Regions from separate parts of the Mus musculus genome. Here all the other regions are linked to region 1. A link is a loop called in an ENCODE intact Hi-C map of the cell type or tissue named here. Cell type or tissue: gastrocnemius. All regions are shown on one strand. Links, peaks and the distances in the headings refer to the core of each region. The heading gives the core; the rest is flanking DNA.

What was found. A loop is a pair of places that touch in the nucleus more often than their neighbours do. Peaks named below come from ENCODE experiments on the same cell type or tissue, not always from the same donor. Only the 100,000 strongest peaks of a DNase experiment are listed, where the experiment ranks them.
Region 2: a loop joins it to region 1, with 7 times the contacts of the local background. A loop is called at or near these places in 17 of 42 quality-filtered maps.
Region 3: a loop joins it to region 1, with 9 times the contacts of the local background. A loop is called at or near these places in 31 of 42 quality-filtered maps.

Annotation. Positions count from the first base shown.
Region 1 is chr3:142,484,837-142,495,275 of GRCm38, reverse strand. No RefSeq gene overlaps it. Among named protein-coding and RNA genes, the nearest start is that of Gbp5, 6.9 kb to the left of the region's middle. In gastrocnemius, for the core only: a CTCF peak has its summit at 1,656 (motif pointing left); DNase peaks (open chromatin) are centred at 1,459, 1,601 and 4,627; H3K27ac peaks cover 534 bases.
Region 2 is chr3:142,641,617-142,652,055 of GRCm38, reverse strand. No RefSeq gene overlaps it. Among named protein-coding and RNA genes, the nearest start is that of Mir6381, 23 kb to the right of the region's middle. In gastrocnemius, for the core only: a CTCF peak has its summit at 5,924 (motif pointing right); a DNase peak (open chromatin) is centred at 5,918.
Region 3 is chr3:142,704,845-142,715,283 of GRCm38, reverse strand. Kyat3 (kynurenine aminotransferase 3) reads right to left here. Exons shown (of 14, transcript NM_001293560.1): 2 at 8,493-8,595. The coding sequence starts at 8,594. Among named protein-coding and RNA genes, the nearest start is that of Kyat3, 9.0 kb to the right of the region's middle. In gastrocnemius, for the core only: CTCF peaks have their summits at 4,448 and 6,308 (motif pointing right); DNase peaks (open chromatin) are centred at 2,678, 4,462, 6,047 and 6,301; H3K4me3 peaks cover 457 bases.

The DNA.
Region 1 (10,439 bases), core at 1,337-9,336:
TCCAAAACTTACATTGCGAGTGAGCGCAGGGTTCCACTGACACTCTGGAAGGCAGCTTCTTCTTAAGATCTTCACTGTCCCCTCTGAGGGACCCCATGGGCTCTTGGTCCTTGGCTTTCCCCCCTTTGCCTTGCTACACTCCCCCCTTTGCCCTATTCTACCACCCTTCTTTGCCTTCCTGTGCTTTGCAGAGCAAGAAAACACTCTCTAGTAAGACTTTGGTGTCATTTTACCGCTGTTTACATTTCTTCCAGTATTTATAATCTTCTGTCACCCTTCCCATGTGCCTACAGGTATGTTTATCAGGAATTGTTGGGTCATGTTTTTAAAATAAGGAGCTAGTGCTTTTGTCTTTCTATGCTGCCTTTGCAGCAGCTATTCCAGGTCAGGCAGTGGGATGCTGCATGACAATAGCAATCATTGAAAATAGTACCCTGACTTTGGAAGCCCCGTGGAGGACAGGGGTACAGCTGATACGGCAATGGTTCCAAGGCTTTGACCAAATGCACAGCCAGCAACAGTATTCATGCCATGAGGCGTTTCTGAACTATGAACTACAGAAGTTCCCAGTGGATATATGTGTCTAAAAATAGTCTTCAAGAGTACCCTTGGAGTCTGGAGTCTTGGCTCAGTAAGTGAAGTGTTTGCCATGTAATCATGAGGACCTGAGTTCGAATCCCCAGATCCCACATAAAAGCTACCTGCTGTAGTATGCATCTGTAACCCCAGCTCTCTTTTAAGCAAAACTAGGAAGCAGATAGGGCCATCCTCGGAAACTTGTGGGGCCACTGGCATATATTATGCAATAGAAAACAATGAAAGAGGAGTTGTCTTAAGCAAAGTGAAAAGCAACCTGCCTCATCTAATTATGGCCCATGTGTGAGAGCATCTTAGACACCTGAGCATGCATATACACACTGGGGAGAGGAGGAGAGAGAGAGACAGAGAGACTGGGAGATCAAACGCATGTACAAGATAGAAACACCACAGGGGTAAGTGGTTTAATTGCCCTTGAACTTGAATTTTGTAGTTGGCTGTCCCTGTGTGTGTGTGTGTGTGTGTGTGTGTGTGTGTGTGTGTGTGTTTAAATCACATTCCTGTTTTTGCTATTTGAGAAAAGCAGCTGAATTCTTAGAAATGCCCAAGTTACCTCAGAGGTCCAGTTGCTTTCAGATTCCAGACTTAGATTTCAGGAAGTGCCGTTGCAAAGAGCTGTGCTTTGGCTTCAGCGCTCACTTTCCTGTGGGGAGAACACTCCTGCCAAGCTGTTTGAAAACACAACACCTGGAAGTGTGCTCAGTTTGGAGAGCAAACTTCCTCCTGGGTTGGATTCCAGAACCACCCTCTCTTATCATGCAGCGCTTGTTTGTTTAACATCTTTGTAGGACTAGACTACCTGTAGAATGTAGATAGGCCCGCTGCCAGGGCATGTCATAATGCTAATCACCGTTTGATCTGTTTTCATTGTGCTCTCAGTGAGAGACACAGTGACTTCTAACACACACACACACACACACACACACACACACGCACAGGCACACGCACACACATGCACACTGAATAATTATATCACTTGCTCAACATTTATAAACACTTCCTATTGCTCAGCATAGCCAGTCTGCAGTTTCTTACATAGTCTGCCCCCTGCTGTCCTTTTGTAGCCTCAGTCTATCTCCAGTTGACCACAGAATCCCATACACAACCTCAACCAAGAGTTTCACACAAAATCCTTCTGCCTAGAACTCCTTTTTATCATGTTTTATCTGAGTACATTGTACTCCTTAAAAAATTAATTTATCTTAATTCTATGTCCCTCAGGAAAGTATTTCTGTCTGAGAATAGAGGGTCTCTTCTCCATACCTACAAGCAAGAAAAATTATCGCCTGCTCCCTTACAGTGCTTAGCGGAAATTGAAATATTCTGCACGACTGTTTAATGTCTTCTTTGTAAAATACAAAACAAAGCAGCACAAGAATCATGACTTCTGACTGTGGCTACATCCCGACTGCCTTCACTCACGCCCAGTCCATGTCAGTGCCCAGTACATAGTCACTGAATGAGCAGACGAGAGCAATCATGTTGGAAAGGGATACTCTACTGTCTCTTTTCACACAGGAATTTTACTTTTTGCATCTGAAATCTGAATACAAGTTCCCTCCCACAGTTCTGGAGGCACGACGTGTGGGATGGAAGATCTCATCATCATGACATGTGTTCCCTTGCTGTGGTCCTCAGCAGGATACAACATCTTCCTACTATGTGAGATTTTGGTCCAGGGGTTCTCCAACCCAAAAGAAATCCATGACCCAAAAAGGATATGTACCTTGTAAAAAGAGTAAGCTTGGAGCTTTACTTATTCTAGTTTTACAATTATAACAATCTTGTAGCATTTTAATCTAATACTAATTATTTAATGCTTTAAACAGAAAATGAAAATTATTGTGAGACTTCTGATACTGTTGATTTTTTAATCCGGAAAGCAAGAAAAATTACTAAGCAGATGACAATGAAAATAATTAAGGTGAGCATTTTTACCACAGTGTATCAGCTTACTAGGGCTCCTTTAGCTGAGGACCATGCTCCTCTTGTGTTTCCTGAAGGCTGTGTCCTTCCCACAAACAAAATACACCAATCCCATTTCAAACTGCATTGTCTGAGCTAGAACTGAACTGGACTCTCTGAGGTGCCTCCATGACTCGCTCCGCACTGCTCTTAAACTGCCTATTTTTCCTATCTGTTTTCTGAGAGTTGGGCTTATTCTATCTCGGATTCATTCTGTCACATCTTCCTCCGTTTTCTCACTTTGTCTGCCCCTCAATTAGATGTCACTTTCAAACATAGCTGCTTCCTTCTATAAACTAACATTACCTACATTGTTTGGGATTAGAGGTGTATACTATAGGTGTGTCTGCATTCAGGCTAGATCACACAGACCCAGGTCTTTGGATGCGATCCCTCGCCTGAGCACCGATGTGACTGGATTAAAATTCCTCTATGGTTTCTTTTCCTTTTTTCATTCCTAATTTTCTTTCTTGTGTTTTTTTTCATTATTATTATTAATTGTTTATTTTGTCTTCTCAACCAAAAAAAGGGGAGGGAGGATATGCCCAGATCAGGTAGTATTTTCAAGCCGTTTGAAATGCTCAATGGGAACTGCAGTAAAAGGTCACGATGGAACTAAGGGAGCAGACAGCATAGCAGGTCCTTAGGTACTTGAGATAGAATAAACGGAAACTTAATTAGACAGTTTAAAGTAGAAAGTGAGTCATGATCTACTGTCGTGAAATCTACAGACTCTGACTTGTAAACCAAACTTCTCTGTCGGCTGTTTGGTAAATAAAGTTTTATTTAAACACAACTGCCTCCATGGCTGATATTATGACACAAGAACAGAGTTGATCAGAGCAATAAACATTGCATGTACCACAAAACACAAATTATTTTCTTCAAGACGTTTTATAGATGAAGTTTGTGATCGCAGCTAAGAGAATAGAGTGGGGGTTATTTTGCAACAAAGGTGAGGAATGATCAGGGTGGGGGGGGGAGAAATGACAAAGAATGATGCTGAACATCACAAAAGAGGTATTACACCATCTATATATGGTCAAGTCACTTGACTCCTAGTGTATTTATAAGTTCTGTGTATTCTATAGAAAAAAAACTGTTTTTATAAAGGTAGGGGGAAAATGGCCATCATGCAAATAACTAGGGGCAAAAGCAGACACTGTGTCCCACTGGTGGGGTATTCAGAGCACATCTGAGATATCATTGCTGTCAGGTTTAAGGAACATCTGCTTACACTCTGACCTTTGAACTGGGACACAGATATGCCACCTCAAGTCCCATTATAAGCTTTCCTGTGACCGAGTGGAAACTCAGTTTCCAGAAACACTATTTTCTACCCATTGCTGTCACCTCCCTCCAATACCAGATACCAAAGCCATCCAACCCCTTTCATTTAATTATTTGTCTTCATTTATTCTCTCATATATTACATCCTAAGTGCAGTTTCCCCTCCTCCCAATCCACTCCTTTTCCATTTCTCTTCAGAAAATGGCAGGCCTCCCATGGATATTAACCAAACATGGCATACCAAGTTGCAGTAAGACCCCAGCCTATCAAGGCTAGATGAGGTGACCCAGTAAGAGTGTGGAAGGTTCCCAAAAGCAGTCAAAAAGAGTCAAAGGCAGATCCCATTGCCACTGTTAGGAGTCCAGCAGGAAGACCAATCTACACAATCATAGAAGGACCTAGGCTAAACCCAGAGAGGCTCCTTGACTGTCGGTTCAGTCTCTCTACGCCTTTATGAGCTTAGGCAAGTTGATTCTGTGGGTTTTCTTTGACCCTTGGCTTCCTTCAATCCTTCCTCTCTTTCACAGGATGTCCTAAGCGCCCTAGTTTTTAGCTGTGGGTCTCTGCATCTGTTTCTATCAGTTGCTGGATGAAGCCTCTCTGATAAAGATTATGCTAGGCTTCCATCCATGAGTATAGCGGAATATCATTAAGGATCATTTCATTGACTTCTTTCCCTCCTCAGTCCTGTTGGTTTCTATCTTGGGTCCCTGGACAATCTAGTCTTTGGTTACTGGCTATCCAAGCAGTGTTAGGCATTGGCTCCCTCTAGTGGCATGGGTCTCAAGCTGAACCAGTCATTGGTTGGCCACTGCCACAAGTATTGTGCCACCTTTACCCCAGCACATCTTGCAGGGAGGACAAATTGTAGGTTGAAGGTTTTGTGGCTGGGTTTGTGCCCCAATCCCTCCTCTGTGAGTCTTGCCTGGTTACAGGAGATGGTCAGTTCAGGCTCTGTACTCCCCATGACTAGGAGTCTTAGCTAGGGTAAGCCCTAATAGATTCCTGGGAGTTTCTATTGTAGTGGATTTCTACCTTGCCCTCAAATTGCCCCCCCCCCCAATTTTAGATGTCTCCCCCATTAGTCTCTCCCTCCATTCTCCCCTGACCTGATCTCTCCTGTTTCCATCCCCACCTGCCTCCAGTCCTCCCACAATATCTATTCTATTTCCCCTTCCCAGGGAGAGTCATGCATCCTCCCCTTAACCCTCCTTCTTACTTAATCTCTCTGGGTCTGTGTATTGTAGCAGGATTATCCTTTAAAATATACTCTCTTATAAGTGAGTATATATAATGTTTGTCTTTCTGGGTCTGGGTTACCTCATTCAGGATAACTTTTTTTCCCTAGTTCCATCCATTTGCCTGCAAATTTTATGATGTTATTTTTTTTTTTGACAGCTGAGTAATCCTCCATTGTGTCAATGTATCACATTTTCTTTCTCCATTCTTTGGTTGATGAACATCTAGGTTGTTTCCAGTTTCTAGCTATTACAATTAATGCTGCTTTAAACATATTGAGCAAGTGTCTTTGTGTGGTAAGATGAGTTGTTTCCAGTTTCTGGCTATTAAAAATAATGTTCCTTTAAACATAGTTGAGCAAGTGTCTTTGTGGTAAGATGGAACGTCTTTTGGATATATGCCCAGGAGTTGGATCTTGAGGTAGGTTGATTCCCAATTTTCTGAGAAAGCACAATACTGATTTCCAATGTGGCTATGCAAGTTAACACTCACTTGAGAGGTAAGTGTCCCCTTGCTCTGTATCCATGTCAGCATGAGCTGGCACTGCTGTTTTGGTCTTAGTCGTTCTGACAGGTGATAGAATCTCATAGACATTTTGATTTGCATTTCCCTGCTGGCTAAGAATGTTGAACATTTCTCTAAATGCTTCTCAGCCACTTGAGATGTCTCTATTGAGAATTCTCTTTAGATCTATACCTCATTTTTAAATTGGATTATTGGTTTGTTGAATTCTTTGTATGTTTTGGATATCAGCCCTCTGTCAGATGTGGGGTTGGTGAAGATCTTTTCCCATTCTGTATGTAGGCTGCCCTTTTGATCTTTTGATGATATCCTTTGCCTTACAGAAGCTTTTCAGTTCCATGAGGTCCCATTTATTAATTATTAGTCTTAGTACTTGTGTGACTGATGTTCTGTTCAGGAAGTTGGCTCCTGTACCAATGAGTTCAAGGAAATTCCCCACTTTGACTGTCAGTTTTAGTGTATCTGGTTTTATGTTGAGGTCTTTAATCCACTTGGAGTTCAGTTTTGTGTAGGGAGATAGATATTTGCATTATTCTACATGCAGACATCCAGTTATACCAGCACAGTTTGTTGATGCTTTCATTTTTCCATTACATGGTTTTGCCTTCTTTGTCAAAATGGTGTGTGGGTTTATTTCTGGGTCTTCTACTCTGCTCCACTATCTGTTTTTATTATCAACATCATGCAATTTTTATTACTATTGCTCTATCGTATAGCTTGAAATCAGGCATGGTGATTCCTCCAGACTTTCTTTTATTGTACAGGATTGTTTTAACTATCCTGAGCTTTTTGTTTTTCCATTTGAAGTTGATAATTGCTCTTTCAAGGTTTGTAAAGAATTGTGTTGGACGTTTAATGGTAATTGCAGTGAAAACTTGAAGAATTGAAAAGCAATTGTAGATTGCTGGTAAGATGGCATATTTTACTTTGTCAATCCTACTGGTCTGTGAGCATGGGAGATCTTTCCATCTTCTGATATATTCTCCAATTTCTCTCCTCAATGATGTGAAATTCTTGTCATATAGGTTTTTCACTTGCATGGTTAAAGTTACACCAAAATATTTTACATTCTTTGTGGCTATTGTGAAGGGCATTGTTTCCTGATTTTTTTTCTCGGCCCATTTATTGTTTGTATAAAGGAGGGCTACTGATTTTTTTTTGAGTTAATTTTGTATCCATCTACTTTGAGAAAGTGCTTATCTGCTGTAGGAGTTCTAAGGTAGAAGTCTGGGTGTCACTTATGTGTAATATCGTATTATCTGGGAATATTGATACTTTGGCTTTTTCCTTTCCAATTTATATTCCCTTGATTTCCTTAAGTTATCTTATCACTCTAGCTGAAACTTCAAGTACTATATTTAATAGATATGGAGAGAGTGGACAGCCTTGTCTTGTCCCTGATTTTAATGAAATTGTTTTGAACTTCTCTCCATTTAATTTGATTTTGGTTATCAGCTTGCTGCATATTGCCTCTATCATTTTTAGGTATGTCCTTTGTATTCCTGACTTCTCCAAGACTTTTATCATGAAGGGATGTTGAATTTTGTCAAAGGCTTTTTCAGCAATTAATGAAATATTCATGTGGTTTCTTTATCTTGATTTGTTTATGTGATGGATTACATTGACAGATTTTCATGTGTTGAAGCATCCCTACATATCTGTGTTAAAGGTTACTTGATCATGGGGGAGGATCTCTTTGATGTGTTCTTGGATTTGGTTTGAAAATATTTTACTGAGTATATTTGCATCAATATTCACAAGGAAAAATATTCTATAATTATATTTCTTTGTTAAGTCTTTGTGTGGTTTGAGTGTCATGGTGATTGTGGTCTTATAAAATGAATTTGTCAATGCCAATGATCCTTCTGTTTCTATTTTGTGGAGTAATTTGAGGAGTAATTAGCTAACATCTAATATTGGTGTTAGCTCTTCTTGGAAAGTGTGGTAGAATTCTGTGCTAAATCATCTGGCCCTGGGCTTTGGGATGGGGATGGGAGGGTGGGGGATATTTTTAATGACTGTTTCTATTTCCTTAGGGGCTATAGAACTACTTAGTTTACCTGATCTTGGTTTAACTTTGGTTAGTGGTATCTATTTAGAAAATCATCAATTTTACTTAGATTTTCCAATTTTGTGGAGGACAGGCTTTTGAAATAAGACCTAATGATTTCTTGAATTTCCTCAGTGTCTGTGGTTATGTCTCACTTTTCATTTCTGATTTTGTTAATTTGGCTAGTTAGTTTGGGTAAAGGTTTTATCAAAGAACAAACTCTTCATTCATTGACTCTTTATAGTGTTCTTTTTGTTTCTATTTTATTGATTTCAGCCCCCAGTTTGATTACTTTCTGCCATCTACTTCTCCTGAGTGTGTTTGCTTCTTTTTGTTCTAGAGCTTTCAGGTATGTTATTACTTTCCTAGTATGCGATCTTTCTATTTTCTTTATCAAGGCCCTTGGTGCTATGAACTTTCCTCTTAGCATCATTTTCATTGTGTCCTATAAGTTTAGGTATGTTGTGCTTTCATTTTTGTTGAAGTCTAGGAAGTCTTTAATTTCTTTCTTATTTTTTTCTTGACAAAACAGCCATCAAGTAGAGAGTTGTTCAGTTTCCATGAGTGTTTAGGCTTCCTGCTGTGGATATTGTTTTAATCTGCACTGGTCTGATGGAATACAAGATGTTATTTCAATTGTCTTATATCTGTTGAAATTGGTTTGTGAATGAGTATATGGTTAATTTTGTTTGGGTAAAATGTTCTATTTGTTAGGACTATTTGATTCATCATGTCTGTTAGCTCCATTATTTCTCAGTTCAGTTTTTGTCTGTGTGAGTGACCTGTCCATTGGTGAGAGTGGAGTGTTGAAGTCTCCCACCATTAATTTTTGGCATTTGATGTGCTATTTAAATTGTAGTAGTGTTTCTTTCACAACTCTGAGTTCCTTTGAACTTGGGGCACAGATGTTAAGAAATGAGACTTCATCTTGGTGGATTTTTCCTTTGAAGAGTATAAGGTGTCCTTTCCCATTTCTTTTGATTAATTTTGGTTGGAAGTCTATATGGTTGGGCTACACTAGCTTGCTTCATGTGTCCATTTGCTTGGAAAATATTTTTCTAACCCTTTACTCTGACATAATGTCTATCACTGATGTTGAGGTATATTTCCTGTATGCAGTAGAAAGATGGATCCTGTTTTCATATGGATTCCGGTAGCCTGTTTCTTTCTATTGTGGAGTTGAGTCCATTTATTGTGGAGTTGAGAGACAAAAATGACCAATGATTGTTAGATCCTATGATTTTGTTGTTGGTGTTGGTGGAGGTGGTGGTGGTGGTAGTAGTAGTGGTGTGGGTGGTGGTGGTAGTGGTGACCAAGTGGTGGTGGTGGTGGTAGTGGTGTGTGTGTGTCTGTGTGTCTGTGTGTCTGTGTATGTCTGTGTGTGTGTGTGGTGTGCAAGTAGGCACACATGAACACTTAGTTCCTTTCTTTTGGTTTTCCTATGAAATTATTTATTTCCTGTGTTTTCATGGGTATAGTTATCCTTCTTGTGATGAGTTTTTCTTCTAGTAATTTCTATATGGCTGAATTTGTGGCTAGATATCGGGTTTTGTTTTAATTTTCTTTTATTATTATTAATCATTCCATTCATTTACATCTCAAATGAAATCCCACTTCCTAGTTACCCCTCTGCCATCCACCCACCCACCCATCTCACATCTGCCCTCCTCCCCTACCCGCCCCCCGGCTTTGCCTGTATGAGACTGCTCCCCACTCACCCATACTCTCCTGCCCTACTGCTCCAGCATCCCCCTACTCTGGGGCATCAAACCTCCCTGGCACCAAGGGTCCCTCTCTTATTGCTGTCCAGCAAGGCCATCCTCTGCTACATATGTATCTGGAACCCTTTAGGTCCACACCTTGGTTGGTGGTCTAGTCTCTGGGAGAACTGGGTGGTCAGGCCAGCCTATGGTGTTCTTCCAACAGAGTTGCAATCCCCCTCTGCTCCTCCAGTCCTCTGCCAGCTCCCCCCCAACCCCCCCCCCACAAGGTTCCCTGAGCTCAGCCTGATGGTTGGTTCCAAGCATCCGCCTCTGCATTGGTCAGTTGCTGGCCAGACCTCCCAGGAACTGCCACACTTGGTTCCACTCCACAAGCACCTCTTGACCACCGCAACAGTGTTGGGATTGATATCTGCGGATATGATGTATCCCCAGGTGGGGCTGCTCCCCAGTTGGCCCTTCCTTCAATCTCTGTTGCATTTTTTTCCCCGTTCTTCCTTTGGACAGAAACATTTCTGGGGGAAAAAAAAAAAAACAAAAACCTTTGAGATGGGTGGGTAGCTCCACCCCTCGACCAGGGGCCATGCCTATCTACAGGTGGTGGTCTCCACTGGTTCTACCTTCCCCTGCTCTGCACATTACTCTAAAGTCATTTCCATTGTGTCCTGGGAGTCTCACGTTTCTCTGGTGTCTGGGACACTCCGGTGACTTCCCCCAGTTCCTCATCCCTCCTGCTACCTATTTTTATCCAATTTCCTGACTCTCTGTATCTCACATCTGCTCCAGATTCTGATACTGCCTCCCTTATTTCCTTCTATTCTTCCCTTCTGCCTCCATTGTCCTCCTCTCCTTCCATTTCCCACAATCGTCCTGTCCCCCCACCCCACCCTCCAATGCAGAAATGAAGCATCCACTCACTGATCTTCCTTCCTTCTACACTCCATATGGTCTGCAGGTTGTATCATATCCATTGTGAGCTTTTGGGTTAGTATCCACTTAATAGTGAGTACATACCATGTGTGTTCTTTTGTGTCTGGGTTATCTCACTCGGGATG
Region 2 (10,439 bases), core at 1,561-9,560, 160 kb before region 1:
TTGCTGATGCTTGCATCTATGGTTCCAGATTTCTTTTCTAGGGTTTCTATCTCCAGCGTTGCCTCAATTTGTATTTTCTTTATTGTGTCTACTTCCCTTTTTAGGTCTAGTATGGTTTTGTTCATTTCCATCACCTGTTTGGATGTGTTTTCCTGTTTTTCTTTAAGGATTTCTATCTGTTTGGTTGTGTTTTCCTGTTTTTCTTTAAGGACTTGTAACTCTTTAGCAGTGTTCTCCTGTATTTCTTTAAGTGAGTTATTAAAGTCCTTCTTGATGTCCTCTACCATCATTATGAGATATGCTTTTAAATCCGGGTCTAGCTTTTCGGGTGTGTTGGGGTGCCCAGAACTGGGTGAGGTGGGAGTGCTGCGTTCTGATGATGGTGAGTGGTCTTGGTTTCTGTTAGTAAGATTCTTATGTTTACCTTTTGCCATCTGGTAATCTCTGGAGTTAGTTGTTATAGTTGTCTCTGGCTAGAGATTGTTCTTCTTATGATTCTGTTAGCCTCTATCAGCAGATCTGGGAGACTAGTTCTTGCCTCTGAATTTCAGTGGTCAGAGCACTCTCTGAAGGAAAGCTCTCCTCTTACAGGGAAGGTGCACATATATCTGGCGTTCGGATCTCCATCCTGCCAGAAGATGAAGGCCAGAAACAGGACCTGTCCCAGTAGATGTGTTGCTTTGGCCTGTCACAGAAGCTGTTAGCTTCTGTAGTCCACACTCTCCCCTGCACAGACTAGTCTCAGAGGGATCCGGGAACCAAGATGGCTCCCCCAGGAGTTCCGGCAAAGCCTTCCCGGGCAGGGTGGACAACTCTCCTCTGGCAGGGAAGGTGCCTGGATGTCTGGAGCCTGAAATGGGGTCTGTCTCAGAAGCTGTCCTCTAGGGACCTTGGGGGTGTCCACTGACTCTGCGCCCAGGTGATCCAGTGCTGGCGTTGCCCAGAAGGGAATTGTGACCCTGGTCAGGCCGGGTTTCCTGCTTTCCTAATGCTATCTCAGGTCCCACGCAATCAGATTGGAACAGAAGTTGTGTTCCACTCACTGGTGGTCCTAAGATCTCGTGGAGAGTCCTCTAGGAGACCTTGGGGGTGTCTGCCAACTCTGCGCCCAAACGGCTTTTAAAGTCAAAAAGGGGAGAATTATACCCCTCACAAGGTCACCAAAAGCACATCTTGCTTTTGTCTTATTTGTTTTAAAATTTTTGCAAACTGATGCTAGAGGTCAGTCTGCAACAGATCGCCACTGGCACCCAGTCACTTCTAATTCATATGCCATGGTTAAATAGTGGGACCCTCTAACTAATACGTGGAATGGTCCAGACCCCATTTTAATATGGGGAAGAGGTTCTGTTTATGTTTGTTCACAAAAATAAGACAGAGCGTGATGGCTGCCTGAAAGATTTGTTCATCAAATGGACACAGATCCTGTGTCTTCTAGTATGATTCCAATTATGATAATGGCTAAAAAAAAATTCTTTATTTACCAGCAGAGTTAACTTGGAGCATAGCCTCCACTATTTCCTGAGAAGTAACAGTTATTCTGCTGATTCTCAAAGCCACCTCCCCCACACTACAAAGCCAGAGCTTGGGTCTGATCGCTGCTAATTAGCAACTGAATTGAGTGCTTGGGACATCCCCACAGACAACTTTAATCCTGTTGCTTTTAACTTTTGACTTTGTACTTCAAGCAGGTCAGTTAACTCCATATATGCTCGCATTCAGCAAAGCTCAGATGGCAGTTATTCACCACTATGAAGAGATGCATTGAGTGCATATTGTGGCTTTGTTCTGAATGGGTGAAAGGTGTGCTTTGAGGGCCAGCAGTCAAGGATGGGCCAATGTCCTGTGGCTCTTTTCAACCTAAGACAGAGGCATGTGCCAAGAGACCATGTTTGTTCATAATAAACACTAAAAGGCCATTTTTGTGCAAGTAATCCCAAACAAGCTGCACGTGACCTCCAGGACAGGTAAGAGAGAGTCCAACAGATTCAGTCCTAAACCAGATGTGACTGCCAGCCACCTCTTTAAATTTAAATTAAATGTACTTGCCATGTGGTGGTGTTGTATGCCATTCATCTGGGAGGTGAAGTCAGGTAGATGTCTGAAAGTTTGAGCCCAGTCTGGTATACAGAGGCAATTCCAGTATAGGCACAGTTACACAAAACACTCTCTCAGAAAACCAAACCAGAGAGAGAGAGAGAGAGAGAGAGAGAGAGAGAGAGAGAGAGAGAGAGAGAGAAAGGGAAAGGGAAAGGGAAAGAAAAGAGAACAAAAACCAAATGTACTCTCTTTTTCATTGATTGTTGTTACATGCATATATCTAAATGCATGTATTTATAAAATATTTCTAAATATAACCTGCTCAGTCTGTATAATATCATTTCAAGGTTTTTGAAGCTTTGGGATATCATATATAAAATAGCTACAACTGTGATTCTTACAGATTCTTATGTAATATGCATAAAATGGTGTCAAAACAGGAGAAAGAATAATGTTATAGTTTTTTGGTGATTACTGAAATTAACTTGGTATGGATTTGAAGTAAAATGTGATAAGCCAAGGAGCCCATGGCAAGCATAGAGGAACCATAGATATAACTGAGAAAACTAGACACTGAACTGGGGAAGAAGACCCTGGTCGTTTCCCAGCAACTTTTCCAGGCAGTTCATAACTACTCATGGATCCACTCAGTGACTCTTGCTTTCAAGGTCACAGCATTCACAAGCAAGTGTGAGCGTGCACATTCACACACACACACACCCACCCACACCCACACCAGTAAAAATATAAAAGTAAACCACTTTTTGAAAACGAATGTAATTAAAAATGGTATCACAAAAAAACCCAAAATTGTAATATTACATAAAAATAAAACACCATCCACTTCAAACAAAAGCAGAAAGTGAAGGGTTACTCAAAGAATAAAACATACATGAGAAACACAAGAAACAAAGAAAGTGTACTACATAGTAGTGAATTTAATTAACACACAGTAAAAGCTAGTTGAGTTTTTTTTTTTCTGAAAACCCCCACAACTTCTGAACATCATTTAAAAAATAATCTTTGCAGACATGAGAATTAATAAGTATGAGAGAAGAGTGTACGGTTCAGCCAAGGAAGCCACAATATAATCAGCATCCTTATATGAGAGACAGAAGAGCAGATACAGTCATGGGGTAAGCAGCTACCTAAAGGTGGAGGCAAAGGAACCGAAAGCAAAGGAATGCTGGCAGCCTCAGGGCCTGGAAGAAACATGGCATAGAACCTGTCTTTCCCAGAAACATGGAAGAAGGGTAACTTGGTGACATCATGACTTAGCTAACCCATTCTGCAGAACTGTAGGAGGATGAATTTGCTGCTTCAAGACACCACATTTGTGATATGATTTTACTAAATTTTTATTTCTTGGGATTTGAACTCAGGTCTTTAAGCTTATGAGGCAAATGCTTTTTTTGTTTGTTTGTTGGTTTGTTTGTTTTTGTTTTGTTTTCAAGACAGGGTTTATCTGTATAGCCCTAGCTGTCCTGGAACTCACTTTGTAGACCAGTCTGGCCTCAACTCAGAGATCCACCTGCCTCTGCCTCCCGAATACTGGGATTAAAGGCATGTGCCACCACGCCCAGCTGTAGCAAATGCTTTTATTAAGCATCAATTTCTCAAGACCTGATATATATAATATATGTATATATGTATATTATATGTGTATGTATATGTATAATGTTTATGTATATAACATGCAAACATCATGTGGAGATGTGTTGTGTCCAGCCAGCAGATCACAGCCTGGGTTCCAGCCTGGAAAGGCACTTTGGAAACCTGGAAGAGAAGAGGGGCTAGGCGGCGAGAGAAAGAAATGCAGCTAAGACAGGCATTCTGATCAAAGCTCAATTTTACTGTTCCGACACTCAGTTATGAAGGAAGGGGGAGGGGCCTGATTCCTGCCAAATAATCTTGGAGTCCAGTAGCAGAGTGACCACGTGTATGGCTCCAAACAGCAAAGTGGCAGGTTCCAGCAGTGGGCGTGGCAGAACGATTGAGCAGGCAAGCTCCATCCTGGTGTAAACAGTGGAACCCTAAGGCTGGGGGAGGGGAGGCTACAGAAATGATTGCAAGTGAACCAACAGTCAACTGGTTTATTGCTCTGTCTTTTGACCTGTACTTGACTTTATTTAATCCTATTTAATATAAACGGGAAGCTCTTGGATTAAAACTGTGTGCTAGGACACAAGTAGAAACAGGCTTTTCCAGTAAATAACAATCTTGTGGTTTACAGAGTGATCAAATATCTTGAAACATTTTCCCCCTTTTGTCTAAATATACAGGAAAGATTTAAACTCTAACACAGCAAAACAATTCACACTAATGAAGCTATTTCTGCCAAGCTTTACATAATGTCCAGCTTGGTTATATTTGGCAGTTTTAGGATTATTATTTCTGAATTCAAGTTCTGTTAAATGTTCATATGTTCTTCCTATGAACTCAGCCATTTGAATGTCCTGAGCAGTTTATAGTCCAAAGCTGATCTGTGGCTGTGGCCATCCTGGCTAGGTTGAACAGAGCAGTCAACCCAAAAGGTATCCACTGTTTGTGGCAGAAGAGGTATGGGGCAATTTATCTAAGTGGTTAGTGTTACCACAATTCAGGAGGATTCATTGTTGCAGAGCCCCATCATCTTTGAGAGCTCAAAGGTTACTGTTATTCCGGAATGGTAGAAGAAATATTTTGAATCCATACTCAGCAGATCTCAGAAAGGTTTGGGGACCAGAATCTATTATATGCATTTGAGGTACTCAAACTTGGTTCCCAGTTACCTGCTTCAGACTCAAACCTGAAAACACATACATGAAGCTAGATGATGCTTATTTCTAGAATTAGGATTCTGTATGGCTATTGTTGTCACTACAGAAAATTTATTCCTACATAAAAATCTTACAGATTTTTGAGATAATATTTATACCTTAAAAATGTTTTAAAGTATCAAATGAAAATTGAAAGTGTATGAGACTAGTGACTATAGAATATTCTCTTATTTTTTGTTTTCCTCTTTCGAATGCTAGGTGGTTCTTTTGATATGTGACAGATTTTGGTGTCGCAGGGTTTTCCCTACCCAATTACATTAGTGCAGAGGAGGCCTGTGATTGTACAGGGGAAAGGGAGGTGGAGCTAAGCAAGAGTTGCAGAGACAGAGAGCATCTCAGGGGAAAGAGGCAGAGGAGAGAGAAGGAAGATAGCTGCAGATGTGAACTCATGTGGCGTTTACCAGCCACAAGCAGTTGTGATATTGTAAGGTTAGATTAATTGGGATAAAGCTTTTACCATTATCAATTGGCTCTGAAATTATTGTGTTGACTTCTTGTAAATTGTGATATTATTGGTATATTGGTTAATTAAGTTTTAAGAGTCTTGATTTTACCGGGTTAATGGGTATCGTTTTATACAACCATGAGGTTGGCAGTTCTATTTAGTATATAGTTCTATTTAGGAATATGGGATCGCTGACTACATGGGTTTATGGCTGAGGAAGACCTAGGAGCACTGGGGACAAGTGAACAAGAGCTGGGAACACAGTGATCAGGCACAGTGGGGGATAACTGGAGAGAGTTGATGGCAACAGGAGCATGGGAGCATGGTCCGGCCCCTCAGAGAGCTGGCAGGTTCATTCTTCTCCTTTTTCTTTTTCTTTTTCTTTTTCTTTTTCTTTTTCTTTTTCTTTTTCTTTTTCTTTTTCTTTTTCTTTTTCTTTTTCTTTCTCTTTCTCTTTCTCTTTCTCTTTCTCTTTCTCTTTCTCTTTCTCTTTCTCTTTCTCTTTTTCTTTCTTTCTTTCTTTTTTTTTTTTTTAATATTTCCCGCAGCATTTTGGATTTTTCTTTTAAGTGTTCATGGGTTTAGAGGAGAGAGCGCAATTGCCACTTATGCCTGTAGAGGGCAGCAGAGAAAAGCTGGAGGTAGGCAATATCATTTAGCAACTTCTTTTCTTAAGACATTTTCTTTCTTTCTTTTAAATTAAGTGACTGTTTATTAATATGGTACTGATTTTATAATTGATTTCATTTTACACCAATTTTTACTTTACTTTATTTTATCTTTTTATTACTTTATTATTGTTTTTGCAAGCCACCCATTCCATCCCCCTCCCCTTTGCTTCTAAGACGACTGTGCTCCCCCACCCACTTCTGCCTCACTACTTTAGCATCCCCCTATGCTACGACATCAAGCCTCCATAGAACCAAGGGCTGCAAACCTCTGCTACATATGTACCTGGAGCCATGGACCTATCCATGTATACTTTTTGGTTGATGGTTTAGTCCCTGGGAGCTCTGAGAGGTCTGGTTGGTTGATATTGTTGTTCTTCCTATGGAGTTCAGTTCCTTTAGGCCTTCCCCTAACTCATCCATTGGGTTCCCTGTGCTCAGTCTGATGGTTGGCTGCAAGCATTCGCATCTATATTAGTCAGATGCTGACAGAGCCTCTCAGAGGAATGCTATACCAGGCTCCTGTCAGCAAGCACTTCTTGGCATCAGCAACAGTATCAGGGTGTGGTATCTGCAGATGGGATGCATCCCAGTGTAGGGCAGTCTCTGGATGGCCTTTCCTTTAGTCTCTGTTCTGTTTGATGTCCCTGTGTTTCCTTTAGACAGGAACAATTCTGGGTAGGTTTCACTTGTCCAGACTTGTCCAGTGATCTCTCGATTACTTAGTTGGATGCTCCTATTCTCCGGGAAAAATAAAAACAAAACCCTGCCCTAACCTAACTATTGGGGTTTCTTTTTTGGCAGGTTATATCTTTCCTGGGGCAATATGAGGCGGGGCAACAATAAAAGTATTACCTTACAATTGAAATTTTAAAAATTCTTTTGAAATTTGAAAACTAAAATATTCCTTAGTATATGTGGATAAATATACTTATATTCCCCTTTCTCTTTATATATAAATTCAAGGTATAAGTATATTTGTTTTTAGATCACAAAGGACATTCAATTAGAACGTCAGCCTGCCTTTTGCAAGCTGCTTTTACATTTAAATCATTGTGATTCTTATGTGCTTGTCTCTGCCTCCCAAGTTCTGGGATTAAAGATGCGAACCACCTACTGACTATGGACTCCTTAAATTAGTTATTTGTGTAGGGTTGTCTTGGTTTAATTTGGTTCTCCACTTCCCCTTATTTTTTAGTATTAGGGATAAACTGTTAAGTTTTTCAAATGTGTAATCTATCATTCTTCCTAATTTATTCTAAATTTGTCCCATGACAAGTTTTAATATCCCAGTCTTAATTAAACATGATGCCAATTTGTCCACTATTTCATTATTTTAAGACATTCTGCCTGTCTTGCCTGTATGACTATATAAAATATTAAGTCTTTGCTAAGTTTTGCTAGGTTTTGCCACTTCTATTCATGTTTCCCATAACCAGATATCTTTGCCATTTTTCTGCCCATCAGTGTTTTTTTTCCATTTTGGTAAGCATATAGCTATACTATTGCAAATGCATCATGAATTGGAGAAGAGAGAGATTTTACTTTTTGTTTTCCTAGTTGTTTGTTTTATAGCCAATAGTGCTATGCTGATCTTGTGGTTCCTTCCTTGGTGTTGGCCATTCCATCCCCATGTCTCTAGGCTCTGGCTTTCCATTAGTTTTGCCTCCATCAGTGGTTGATGAACCATCAGTAAACCATGCATTAACCAACTCTTGTGACCATTCCGTTGGTCTCCACAGTTCAATGGGTACTTCTTTGGGGAAGTGATGAGTGGGTTAGGGATGGGGGTTAGAGGCAATTGAGCTATTTCCTTGGTGCCAGAAGGCACAGACACCTTTGTTACCACATCCTGGTCACAATGGAATTCAGACAGGTACGAGTTCCACTGTAATACTTTTCCTTCCATGACTAAGCCTGTGAAGTGCTCTGCCTTCTCACAGATCCAATCGAACTTTGTTAGGCGCACCCTTATGACCATAGAGTGGCCGGCAGTGACTGAGTATAAGGTTCTCCATGCTTTGTATAAATATCCAGATTTATTTCTCAAACACCGAATATTTATTATCCATATATAGACATGTTTGCAATGGAAGCCAGCAGGCAAGTGTTGGTGGGCTCCTTTATGCTTTATGAAGAGTCCCCAGTTGTCAATTCACCAATAAATATGAAGGTACCATCATCCACAATGAAGGTACCATCTCTTTCAATATTGGTTGGGGTTGTGTGCACATAGATGAGCTTACCAGCAATCACTGGCCCTCTATTCCTCTCCTCATTTCAAATTAGCTGCTCTTCTAGTAACCCATTTATAAAGGGGTTTTTAAATGATCTGTAAATATAGTATGAAATTTCTCTAGTGTGAAAGCATACCAATTATAAGCTGTATCTGAGTTTTGTCACTGGTTGGTGGGATTAAAGGTATGTGCCACCTTACTAAATGTAACTCTAGAATCTAGAAAACAACTGGTATATTTAGAGAACTGGCAGTCTCGGCTGGGATTCAAGTCATGGGCTTCCACCGTGCTATTCAAATATTTTATATTAGCTCCAAAGAGGGAGAGTATATGTTTTACCTTTTGAGAAAACAGGTTTGAACTGTAGTAATTCGTTGAATTTACTCAACATACTTTAAATCTCTTGACTGTGTTTTTAATACCAAACAACAATAATATCCTTTTTATTTAAGAAGAAAAGTGAAAAGTTAATGTCCAAGATGGTGTGGGCCACGTGGAAATCTACAGTCTAACATGTTACATGAAACTAAGACACATGGTTTAAGAAAACCCATTTTTCATTTCATGCCAGTAAGGCAAGTGTGCCTTTTGTAAATTATCAAATATATTATTAAAAATATTATCTTTTTTCACTTTTATGTTTTTATGCCTGATCACATGAAATGTTCTTGTTAGCCTTTATAACTTAGTTTGGACTGAATAACCAAGCTGTCTGATGAACTATTTCCTCACCTTATTTAGGAGGTCTCTCCTGTTCAAATCTAACCTTTACCAACCTTGATGGTATCTACAACTTGTGTACTCCTGTGGAAACAAATACAAAACCTCTTTCCCAATATAACACTTATCCCAGTTTCTATTATGGGGTCAACACATCTTTAAAAAAATATAGAGTGATTTTAATTCAGCAGCTGTTTCTATTATCCAATGTCTCTTCACAGCTCTTGTTCCTTTCTCATTAGCATTTTAAAAATGAACGTTGATAAAGCACTGTGTAATCTCTCTCTGAGAGTCTTTATTACCCGTTTCTGTTTATTAAGCATATATTTTAAAGTGTGACTAGATCTTTCTATAAGTGCTTGTTCTGTAGGCTTGTGTGGTATACATGTAATGTGCTTTATATTATTGTATGCAAAAAGTTTCATTTTATTAGAGCCATATGCTAGAGCATTGTCCATCTTAATTTGTACAGGTATCCCTGTAATAGCCACAACTTCTAATAAACTATAATTACAGAATCAGCCTTTTCAGAACTTCAAGCAATTCCCCATTGAAATTCTGAGTATGTATCTATGTATTTTCCAAACTCTGTAAAGTGAAACACATGTATGTGCCAAATTTCATTCCTCTGGGTACCTTTTGGGTTATTTCCTGCAGGTAATGGAGTTTGGTTATACAAAGAACAAGTAGGAGATTTCCTCATAATTTCCTTGTCTTGTTGCCAAGTCATAGGAATATTTTCTTTAAATCTTTATTATTATCATGATGTTTCTTATAAAATTATGAGGCTTCTAGCACATTTCCTATTATTAATTGATCAATTTCATCACTATCTTGTGCTAGGGGGCCTGATAAATGTTATATATGAGAGATGATTTCTATTTTTGATCATTTGTTGTAGTTGAATGAATAGCAAAGTTAATTCTGAATCATCCACAATACGCTCAGCAGTTTCAACATGGAAAACAGTTCTTTCTGCATATTGCAAGTCAGTAACTACATTGAGAGATTTAGGAAAATCTGATGATACCATAAGAATGGCATCTAGCTCTATATTTTTTTTAACTGAATCATAAGGTCTCTGAGCCACTTTACTTATTTTTCTGATTATAACACGCCTTTCCTGATTTATTTGCATCAGTATTGAATATTAGGCCTCCAGAACTCGCTGTCCTTTTTTTAAATTATATTAGAGAGGATCCAGTTAGTTCTTTTCATAAACTCAAGTCTCTTGAATTATGTGTTTGTGCCAGGTTTCAGCCACACTACAGTTAGAGATGGATTTTTCTAGTAAGAAACACAATCTCCTGGTTCCCGGTGTAAGCAAATATCCTGCAACATTAGCGTGTACCAAGCATATGAGGGATACTTCTTTATGTGTGCAAGTGGGAAAGACACACATTGAAACAATAAGTTACTAGGAAGTTTCCATTCAAAACCATAGCATAATCTCTCCCCTCCTATGGTAATGCCGCAAAAAACAAAACAAAACAAAACAAAACAAAACAAA
Region 3 (10,439 bases), core at 1,565-9,564, 220 kb before region 1:
AATTTTCTCGGGGAATTCTCCTGTCTCAGCCTCCCATCCTCCTAAACGAGGGCTGGGATGCATGCATGCTATCGTGCTCAGCTTTGTGTGGGTTTGGGGTTTGGAGTGTGTTGCAGTCTCCATCGTCTCAGTCGCCGCCCTTGGAGACAGGAATGACACAGACACCAAGATGGGTTCATGCAGCTTCCGCTTTACTTGCAGCTTCCTCCACAGCTTTTTACTTACAGCTTTTTTACTTGGGGCACAGCTCTTTTCTTACAGCTCTCTTACTTGGGGCACAGCTCTTTACTTACAGCTCTTTTACTTGGGGCACAGCTCTTTACTTACAGCTCTTTTACTTGGGGCACAACTCTTTACTTACAGCTCTTTTACTTGGGGCACAGCTCTCTCCACTTACAGCTCTCTTCCCCTCAGGGCAAGGGCTATATTTATACAGTAGTGGCAACTGACCTCATCTCCCTCCACACCACCTCATCCAATCAGAATCACACACGCTCCAGGCACAAGCTCAGATCGGTCACAGATAGGCTGACAGATCCAACTTGGCAGGCAGCTTACACATGCAGTTTCACTGCGCATGTTCGGGCAAGGCAGTAAACATGTGGGTTTCACTGGGCCTGGCAATGGGCCAGGGCGCCATCTTGGCCCATGCGGCTGCAACTGCTTCCTGCATCTCCCCATTTTAGTTTTATTAGTAGCCCTGGGATCAACATTTGTCTTAGGTTGCCCCCATCTGTGCCACATCCTTACCCATCATGGGAGTGAGGAACTCACTTTCGCCATCCTGTCTTAGGTTGGTATGCACACGTGAGGGTCTTACCCATCATTGATTACTAATCCAGCATGTTGAGCCAACATGGGGGGGGGTGTTCCAGCTTCTAAGGCTGCCATAGCCTGCACTAAGGCTCATTTATCAGCCCTGTGCTGCCTTCACATATGTGCCATCCACCAAAGCATTCCTCCACACACAACAGTCAGCAGGAGCGCTCAAAAGGCTATCCCTCCCCAATTTTTTAAGAATTCCACAGTTCCCTGCATGATCTCCAGCCATTGCTTTGCAGTTGAAATTTCCACACGAGTGTTGTTCACGGCAACAATTGATGCTTGCAATTCCTTCTTTGTGTTGAGATCATGACTCCAATTTCCTAGCAGCATCGCACCAATTGCATGCGACAGATTTGCAGCTCTGGAAAAATTCTGATACTGAACAGAGGTTACACACATTTCTGACATATGAATAATGAAAATACTAACTGCTCCAACAACACCTTGTACAGATTGATAGGGAAATACATGAGCTTGGGGTTGATTTCCTTCAACATAAACTACTCCCACACCGCCTTTGGATCCATCAGCAAATACATTAACAGCACCTGGGATTGGCTCAGTCCGGGTCATGACAAACTGAAGCCAATTAGTGGAGGTAAGTACCTCAATCCGTTTTACATCAGGTTGTTTACCAAAAGCTCCTAGTCCCACCTTTATACCCTTAAGAATTAGCTGGGCTACGCGGGACTCAACCTGAGTTACGGCAAAGGCAGCCTGGACCCCATAAGTAGAAACCGACTCCTTCAATCTTTGTATAACCTTCCACTCCAGAGGTTCATGATTCCGTTGCCCCTGTTGGTCCTGAAATACTGGGAAGGCCCCCGCAACAGTGGGCACATTTTTCCAGACTTTTCATGAAGATTACGCTTTCCCCCTTTGTCTCCCTCATCTTTATAGGGGGGAGGAGAAGGCAACAGAGGGGCTGATGGCTCGGGTGGCCTACCACGTCTCAAACTCCAGCGGAACATCCGACTACAGATGTCACTGTCACCATCAGTCCCATCGCTGTCACTAGCAGACCCTTCAGAGCGAGATTTCTTCTTCTCTTTCTTATCTTTGGCTTGTTGTCTAAGCTGTTTAAGTTTTCAGCAGCTAGCCTGAGAAGCAATCTCCTTAGCTTCCTCAAGCACCACTGCTCCTTCCTCTATTTCAGCACTGTACTATCCACTGGCGTCCCCCAAGCACGCCCCAACTAAGATCCAGATGGCTAACATTTTTACTTTTATTTTAGTCGCAGTTGAACCCATGTTGCTGAAATTCCCTTCGTCTCTATTCCTGAGAACCTTAGTGCTTCGTCCCCTTTTTTCCCAGGAACCTTACCTTCGTCTCTATATCTGAGAACCTTAATGCTTCGTCCCCTTTTTTTTCCGGGGAACCTATCAGGCCTATGCTTTCTTTAGTTACCGCTGCTTACCAAAATTATGAGTTCCCCGTACGGGCCAACACTTGTCGCAGTCTCCGCAGTCCTTGCCGCCCTTGGAGACAGGAACGACACAGACACCAAGATGGGTTCATGCAGCTTCCGCTTTACTTGCAGCTTCCTTCATAGCTTTTTACTTACAGCTTTTTTACTTGGGGCACAGCTCTTTACTTACAGCTCTTTTACTTGGGGCACAGCCCTCTCCACTTACAGCTCTCTTCCCCTCAGGGCAAGGTCTATATTTATACAGTAGCGGCAACTGACCTCATCTCCCTCCACACCACCTCATCCAATCAGAATCACACACGCTCCAGGCACAAGCTCAGATCGGTCACAGATAGGCTGACAGATCCAACTTGGCAGGTAGCTTACACATGCAGTTTCACTGCGCATGTTCGGGCAAGGCAGTAAACATGTGGGTTTCACTGGGCTTGGCAATGGGCCAGGGCGCCATCTTGGCCCATGCGACCGCATCCGTTTCCCACAGGAGTGCATGTCCTCACACTTGTACGACAAATGCTTTAACCCCAATCTTCCTAGCCCCAGTACAGTAACTAAAAGCATAAGATTATAAAGGTTTTCCTTTCGCTTATATTTCTTATGCACAGAACCTCAGCTGCTGCTCTGCTCTTTGTCACTGTCATCTTGAGACAAAATTCAGCCTCTACCCAAACACTACCTCCTTTAAGAAATATATATATATAATCAGTTATTTCATGGCTGAGCCATGAAGTCGGGTTATGTAACTGCCCACTAGGGGAAGCAGTAAGTACTTTGGGAAACAACTAAATAAAGGCAGGATCAGACAGGTCGCTGTTATGGGTTGAATTTGGTGTGCCTCAATTACGTAGGTGGAGACCCTAACTCTTAATACTCAGAGTTTGGCTATAGAAATAGGGTCCCTGGGGACTGGAGACATGGCTCAGTAGCTAAGAGCACTGGATATCCTTCTAGAAGATGTGATTTAGTCCCAGCACCCACATGGAAGATTTTGTAACTCCAGTTCCAGAGTTCTGACACCCTCTTCTGGGAAGTATCAATCAATGTATGTGATACATACACATGCATGCAGACAAAACACTCAGATGCATAAAAAATTAAAAAAAAGATGTCGTAAAAAGAAGAAATAGGCTCATTGCATATGCCAGAGTTAAGATGAGGTCACTAGGGTGGGCTCACATCTGCTTTGATGTGTTGGCTCCTCATTTAAGGGGACATCTGGGCACCCAGTGTGGAGGCCTTGACAGAGGCTAAAGTCATGGCTCTCCAAGTCAGGAATGCCAAAACCCCCCATGGAAACCACTGAAAAGCCAGAGAACGTAAGACTCTTCCTTCCTTCAGTAGGAAGGAAGGTCTCTATTAAAGTGATGTCAGCCTTTTGGCCTCCAAAGGCAATGAAGAGAAGAAAACAAAATGAAGCAAAAACAAACTAAACCTCCCATTGCGTAAGCACTTGCTTTGCTCACGCACTGGGGAAATCAGTTGACGGGTGAGAAGTAGGTGAGAAGCCACTGGTCACTCACAGAGGTTAGGTTGGAACGTTGCAGGTCCAGAGCCCAGTTTCAATTTCTCTCAGGTTATTTTCAGCCCCCTTGAGGGACTCAGTGTCTATTCTAATGTATTTATGGCTAATGTACAAAAATCCTTTGAATGGTATAATAGATCACTAGCTTTGCCAACCGAAAGGCTGAGTGTCACAGATAAGAATAGAGACCCCCCCCCAACACATGCGCACGCACGCACCTTGCTTTAACCTCCCTACCTAATGTCTTCACCAACATATTTTAAAACTGGCTTGATTCATGACTATCTTTGTTCATTACCACAAAAGCTCCATCAGACTGTTAACACACTGGAACATGGAATTTGGGTGTTCCCGTGCTCCTGAACAACGGCAACTCATATTTGGCCCCAGAATAAGCAATCTCCCTTCGCTTTGACCAAGGTCATAAGATGCTCTTCGCACACCAGACTCAACGGCAGAGGTAAATAGTGGTTGTGTAAAACTTACTTCCTAGAGAGCAGCTAAAGGTCTGGTGTGAATTTTGAACACAGCCAAGCATGTGGAGTGCATTTGTTCATCAGTGAGATTTCAGGTGTTGCATATTCACGAGCTGTGTCTTATACAAAGCTGCTGAAATCACAAGCTACTTAATCTTTCCTCAGCTTGAAGGGAAGGGTGCCTCTCTAGAGCTTCAACACACGGTGGCGGTGGCGAGCGAGTTTAGCAAAGATAAGGAAAACTGTCAACAAAGCTAGTTCCAAAGATGAAAGGAATTACAACCCGGGCGCCCAATACAGGAAGCTACAGCTGTACACATTTTAAGGACTTAACCCACAGGATTTAATGCTTGTAGGTTGGATGAGACGGGTACAGAAAAAGCCTCACAAACAAGGGGATGAAGCTGAGGGAAACGAGGCTGTCAAATCCAGACAGTAGAAGTCATTAATCAAGTCTTTACCCAGCGCAGCCAAGGTGACTAGAGGGCAAGAAAGGCCTAAAATAGCAAAAGCAGAGCTGTATACAATGTATGATTCTGTATTCTTCTAGAAGAACCCTGAATACTACACACACACACACACACACACACACACACACACACTCACACTATTGTATTTTAATTTTACTTATTTGTGTATATTTTGATGTCCCAGTGCCCACAGCCACAGCACTTAGGACTCCTTCATTCCTTATCACTAATAATACTTCATAATGTCTCTCGTTTCGTTTAAAACACACTGGAAATGCCATACTATCTCCCAACCTATGCCATGGCTTCTTTTGTGAAGTACACAGCTGTCACTCGGGCTTCTGTGCAACCCGGCACTCTCAGGACTTCACTGGGACATTACCAAGGGCCGAGGCTTCCCCTGGCACATCAGATGCCCTCAACAGCCCAAAGCTATCAGACCTCTTATTTGCATGAGTTGCAGACTAAATCTGCATGCAGTCTTTTGGTATAAAGGAGAATGATAAGAAGGTTGGCGCTTCTGTTGGAAGTGCAGAGGGGCGCTCCAGCACACAGGGAAGAGACCTCGAGCCCACAGGTTTTGTTTCATCTCTGTCCCCACCTACTCTACTTTCCTTCCCAAGACACAAAGTAACCTCCCCCACCCCACGCCCAAATTCACTCTCAGGGAGGGACATTAAGCCCCAGGAATCTCCAGGGAAATGAAAACTAAAATCAGGAGACATCATAATGAATCCATTAAGATGTTTGTAGACAGCAAGTGTTGCGGACAGGGATGTGGGCCACTGGCTACTGCTCAGGCCTCATGGGATGTAATGGGGTCCAGGCAGTTTGGGAAATGTTTTGGAAGTGACCTAAAAACTAAACATAATTTAAATATAGTTAAAAGTAAAGCAGACATCTCACTGTGAGGTGTTTACAAGAGAACGGAAAACCTCATCTAATAAATCAAGGCACAGGGACCCTTCACACAGTTTATGCACAGAAATCTAAACCTAGAAACAACACAAAGCTTCTCAAAGGGGGAAAAGAGAAGGAAGCAACGGCCAATCTACAACCTGAAGTAGCACTCAACGGCAAGGAGGGAGAAACCACCGACATGCTACACTTAAAATCATTGTATGTATATAAAAAAAACCCTCCTATAAAATACAAAGGCGAACTAATCCGTAATGACAAAGAACAAATCAAAGGACTGGGTTATAGCTCAGTGGAGGAGTGTTTGCTTTGAGTGTGCAGGCTCTGGGTTCAATTTACAGCTCCACAAGGTAAGCCATGAGCTACAGACAAACACAAGGCCCGCTGCCACGGGGTTACGGGGATGCTGTGTGGTTGCTTGTGGCTGGTTTTTCACGGATCGTTTTCTAGCAAACGATCAATTGAGTTGTCAGTCTTCACTGTAGTTTGTTGCATCTAGACTTGATTTGAAAAGGTTGTCAGGGTGTTCTGAGACCACGCCTCCTTTTTCTCTCTGGAAAGAACGGAAGTTCCTCAAGTAAAGATAAACAAAATGATCTCACAGATAGGAGCTTCCCAGATAGGAGCTCCGTATTCAGGAAACCAGGTGGATTACTATGTTTGGCCACTAGATGGCAGCACCAACACAGACTGCTCCTGCCATGATGGAAAAACTGAATGTAAAATTCAGCCGGACCTCTGAACTAAGATTTAAGGATGAGGCAATTACTCCAGATACAAAGGTCTGAGAATCTAACGGAAACCTCTAAGCAACACATACTCGGTTTCTCTATTTTATACACTATTATTTCTAAGCTGGGTTTCGTGGCTGTCCTGTATTCCCAACAGTACTGGAGGCTGGAGATAAGGAATCATTACAAAGTTGAGGTCAGCCTGGTCTATATAGTGCCTGTCTCAAACTACAAATAAGCAGGCAGGCAGGCAGGCAGGCAGGCAGGCATGGTGATGCATACCTGTAAGCCAAGAACTTGAGAGGCAGAGGCAGGAGGAAGCCAGCCGGAGCTACCTAGCAAGCTCTAGGTCAGACTCCCTTACAGGAAACCCTGTCTGAAAAACCGCACCAAACCAAATCAACCAGCCAAAAAAATGAACATTTTGAATGTGATGTGTTCAGCTTCTCTTGACTGAACTCATGAGTGATCCTGTGTTGGGAGCCATTAAGGCAACACTATTGTCCTGATCTCTGAATTGGGCCTCTCCCCCCGAGAAGAAAAGAGGGTCAAAAGTGGGCCACCGGATGCACCGCTCCAAGAAAGTCAGCGCCGGATGTCCTGACCTCAAGATACCCTGATACCGCCAAGTTCCTGCTTCCCCGCGTAACTGCCTAAGAATGTGCAATTCTATTGCCCCCCCTCCCACTGATAAATACTTCTCCTTTTGCTTGTATTACCCCATCCCTCTCGCTGATAAGTATCTGTACTTCCCCGTTTCCTTGTGCAATTCTACTGCCCCATCCTTCCTGCTGAAAGGCACTTCCCCCTTTGCTTGTGTATTTAAACCTTGGGCCTGGCTAATACATTTTGGGGGTCTTGATACAACTTCAGAACGGATTCCGTGTCGTTACTCGTACAAGACCCTCGTCTCTCTCTACCCCCCATTTGGTTATTAGGAGGAGGTCCCCTCGAGATCCTCGAATAACTGGACCTGCTGGACGGGTCAATCCTGACTCTCCGAGAGATGGTGTGTTAGAGGAAAATCTTACACATACCTCAACAGGAAGCCAGGCACGGGCGGCACACCCTCCCAGGACCGGTCCTAGGAGCGCAGTGGGTGTGAACTGCGCTGGACCTTCCTAAACTGAAGGCAAACAGGTATCTATCAAAGCCTGTTGCTGCACGTTTGGCTGACTTCAGTCTGTGGAGAAAGTAGTTTGCCTTTCCATGCATTGCGTATTTCATACACACCTGTGCCCACTGGCTTCTCTGAACTCATGGCAGCTGGAGACACAGCTAAGCCCTGGAGGTTTCCCAGATGCTGGGGGTGGGGCGAGGTACAGCTTGGCATGCTGTGCAGTGGTCCACACGTGCAACTCCAGTGTTCACCTTCTGCGTCTCACCTAACACCCACATGACTATCAGACAACACTCCTAACCTGTACCCCTAACCTGAGTGAACCCCTGTCTCTATCAACCTTGAAGCTAACAGTGAGACGGCACCTGAACTCCACAGGTAACCAAAATAATAAATAATAATAAATGGCAGCTCTGTTGGCTTCCCCTTCTTGATGACCTAAGTGATGGCTATTGTTGTTAAGTGTCACCTCTGACATGCAGGATATCAGATATGACTCCTGTGAAAGGGTCACAACCCGTAGGTTGAGAAACACTGAATTAGGTGAACTGGAGGTCATCGACCTGCACTTTTGGACTTTTGGTCACAGCAATAGCCTTTGCTAAACAAAAAGGTTTGCACTTCAGCATGGCAGAGCCAGGCACGGTGAGTAAGGTACCCAACTTTGGGCAAGTGAATACACCTGTCACACATTCTCATTTGGAACACAGAGAAACTCATATTCAAACTCATATTTTGTGACCGTAGACTAAGAACGGCCACCACGATGAGCCACGAGCGACAAGCAGGCAGGTGCTCAAAGAACCAGAGTTCTGGCCAGTGATGAGACTCACTCCCTCAGCCCACATCACAGAATTACACCCCCCACTAAGACTCACTCCCTCAGCCCACATCACAGAACTACACCTCCCACTGAGATACTAAAAGTCCCTGGGAAATTGCATAATTTTTAACCAACGTGAGAAAATACATGCAATATTGGGTCTGTGACAAGCAATACCTACGGCAGAAGTGCAGAGTCCGAGGACTTTCGAAGAAGAGTAAATTGTCTTTATGGGCTTTGATCTGCAGCCAAGGGAGATGAGTCTCCTCTGGGCCAAAAGCATGCTAGAGAAAAGAGACATTGAAAGAGGAGTCAATGAGCGTTCGCTGCACCATTGCAAGATCCCCGTGGGTGGCTGAGAGAACACAAGCGCATATACACCTTAAATGTTGATGAGGGGTTTCAGGTATATATACACGGTATAAAAAATGCTTCAGACTTCTCGCCCTCACTATGCTATGCTGTATTTAGACTTCAAGGTTCAGAGCATTAGACGTTAAACCGTGCTAATAATGAGTGTGGGGCTCCTAGGACATCTTGTGGGGACTCACGTCTCTCCTTTAACCGTGTGAGTTCTAGACACCCTCCTCAGTGTGTCAAGCTTAACAGCAAGCATATTTAGCTACAGAACTTCACATCTTTGGCAACTATACTAGCTTTCTTCCTGGCCTCTTTTCCTTTTGGATTTCCTTTCTATTATTTATTATCCATTTCTGGAATCACCTGAAAGCTCCTCTTCTTCGTCTTATAGAGACCCTCACTCAAACTTTAGGTGGAGAGAGAGTCCAAACTGGAGATCTCCTTGGATCCTACCAGGGACCAACCTCGGCTTGGAGAGGGGTCCTGAGAGAAGGGGTGTCTGGGAGCTGCAAAAACAAACCACTCGCAGTCAATTCGTGAGTGCAAGCTGGTGGCCTATGCTCTGCTGGAGCCAGCTTTCCAGACTGCTTTCTCTCTGTTTTGCTTTCTTTTCTTCTCTGGAGAGCTGCAGAAAGCTAGCTAGCTCTCTCTCTCTCTCTCCTGCTTGAGACACTTCTCTCAACAGTACTCTCTTGCTATTCTAAAAAAATTCTCTGGATAGCTCATTTCTTGCAGTTCATAAGCCCAGTCTTTTATTTTACATATCAATCTAGTCACTTCAGGTTTCCTTTTGATTCCTATGAATCAGTAGCCCATCACCCTAGCTCCTTAATTCGTAGGAGACAGCAAGCACACATTTTCTTTTAATATTGTATAAGGATTCAGAAATCTGACTCTGTTAAACACAGGTGATCAGATAAATGGGTTGGAGTCCATCCTGAAATTACCATTTCTATACTACCCCTGGGCCTAACCCTGCTCAGTCCTAGGCTGACCTTGAACTCAGGAATCTCCCTGCCTCTGTATTTTTCTGACAAGCTGGATCATTAATGCAGCTGCCTTTGTTCCTCTAGATTCTTGAATCACTCATAATTCATATTGCATCCTTATACTTTGCACAGTTGAGAAATTATGTATTTTCCAACTCATGTTTTTAGAGTTATTTCCCACAGCCCTAAGGGCTGTCCTGAAGGTCCCAGTGTTTACCATTTTGTTAATATGTTAACTGCACCTTTGCCTCCTGGTCTTAATACTATCTGATTGTCATGGAGTCATTAAGGTTAACAGGGAGGACATTCCTTAAAGGAGAAGTGTAAAATATGCACATTATTATACAAACAAGCCTTATGACCATGGCAGCCATAGACACTCATAGAGGACCACATCCATTGACCCTGTCCCAGGGGCAGGAAGCGTGCTATTCTGTCCCCAATAAGGCCATGCTGGACCCAGTAGAGTCTCTCCCCAAAGGATCTTGGGGAACCCGAGGAAAGAGGAGGAGGAAGAACTAACTATAGGAGCCGAGGGGTCGAGAACACCAGAAGAACACAGCCCACAGACATCAACTAAGTAGGGCTCATAGAGAACTTACCCCTATGTGCTGATCATAGTGTCCTTGGAAATCCTAGCAGTTGTAAGAGTAAAGTGGGGAGATCATGTTTGTGGCTAGCCTGGGCTAGCAAGACTGTCTCAAAATCTTGAGTGAGCATGCAGCTCAGTAGAGGAGTACTTGCCATGCACAAGGAAAAGTCCTGTGTTTAATCCCAAT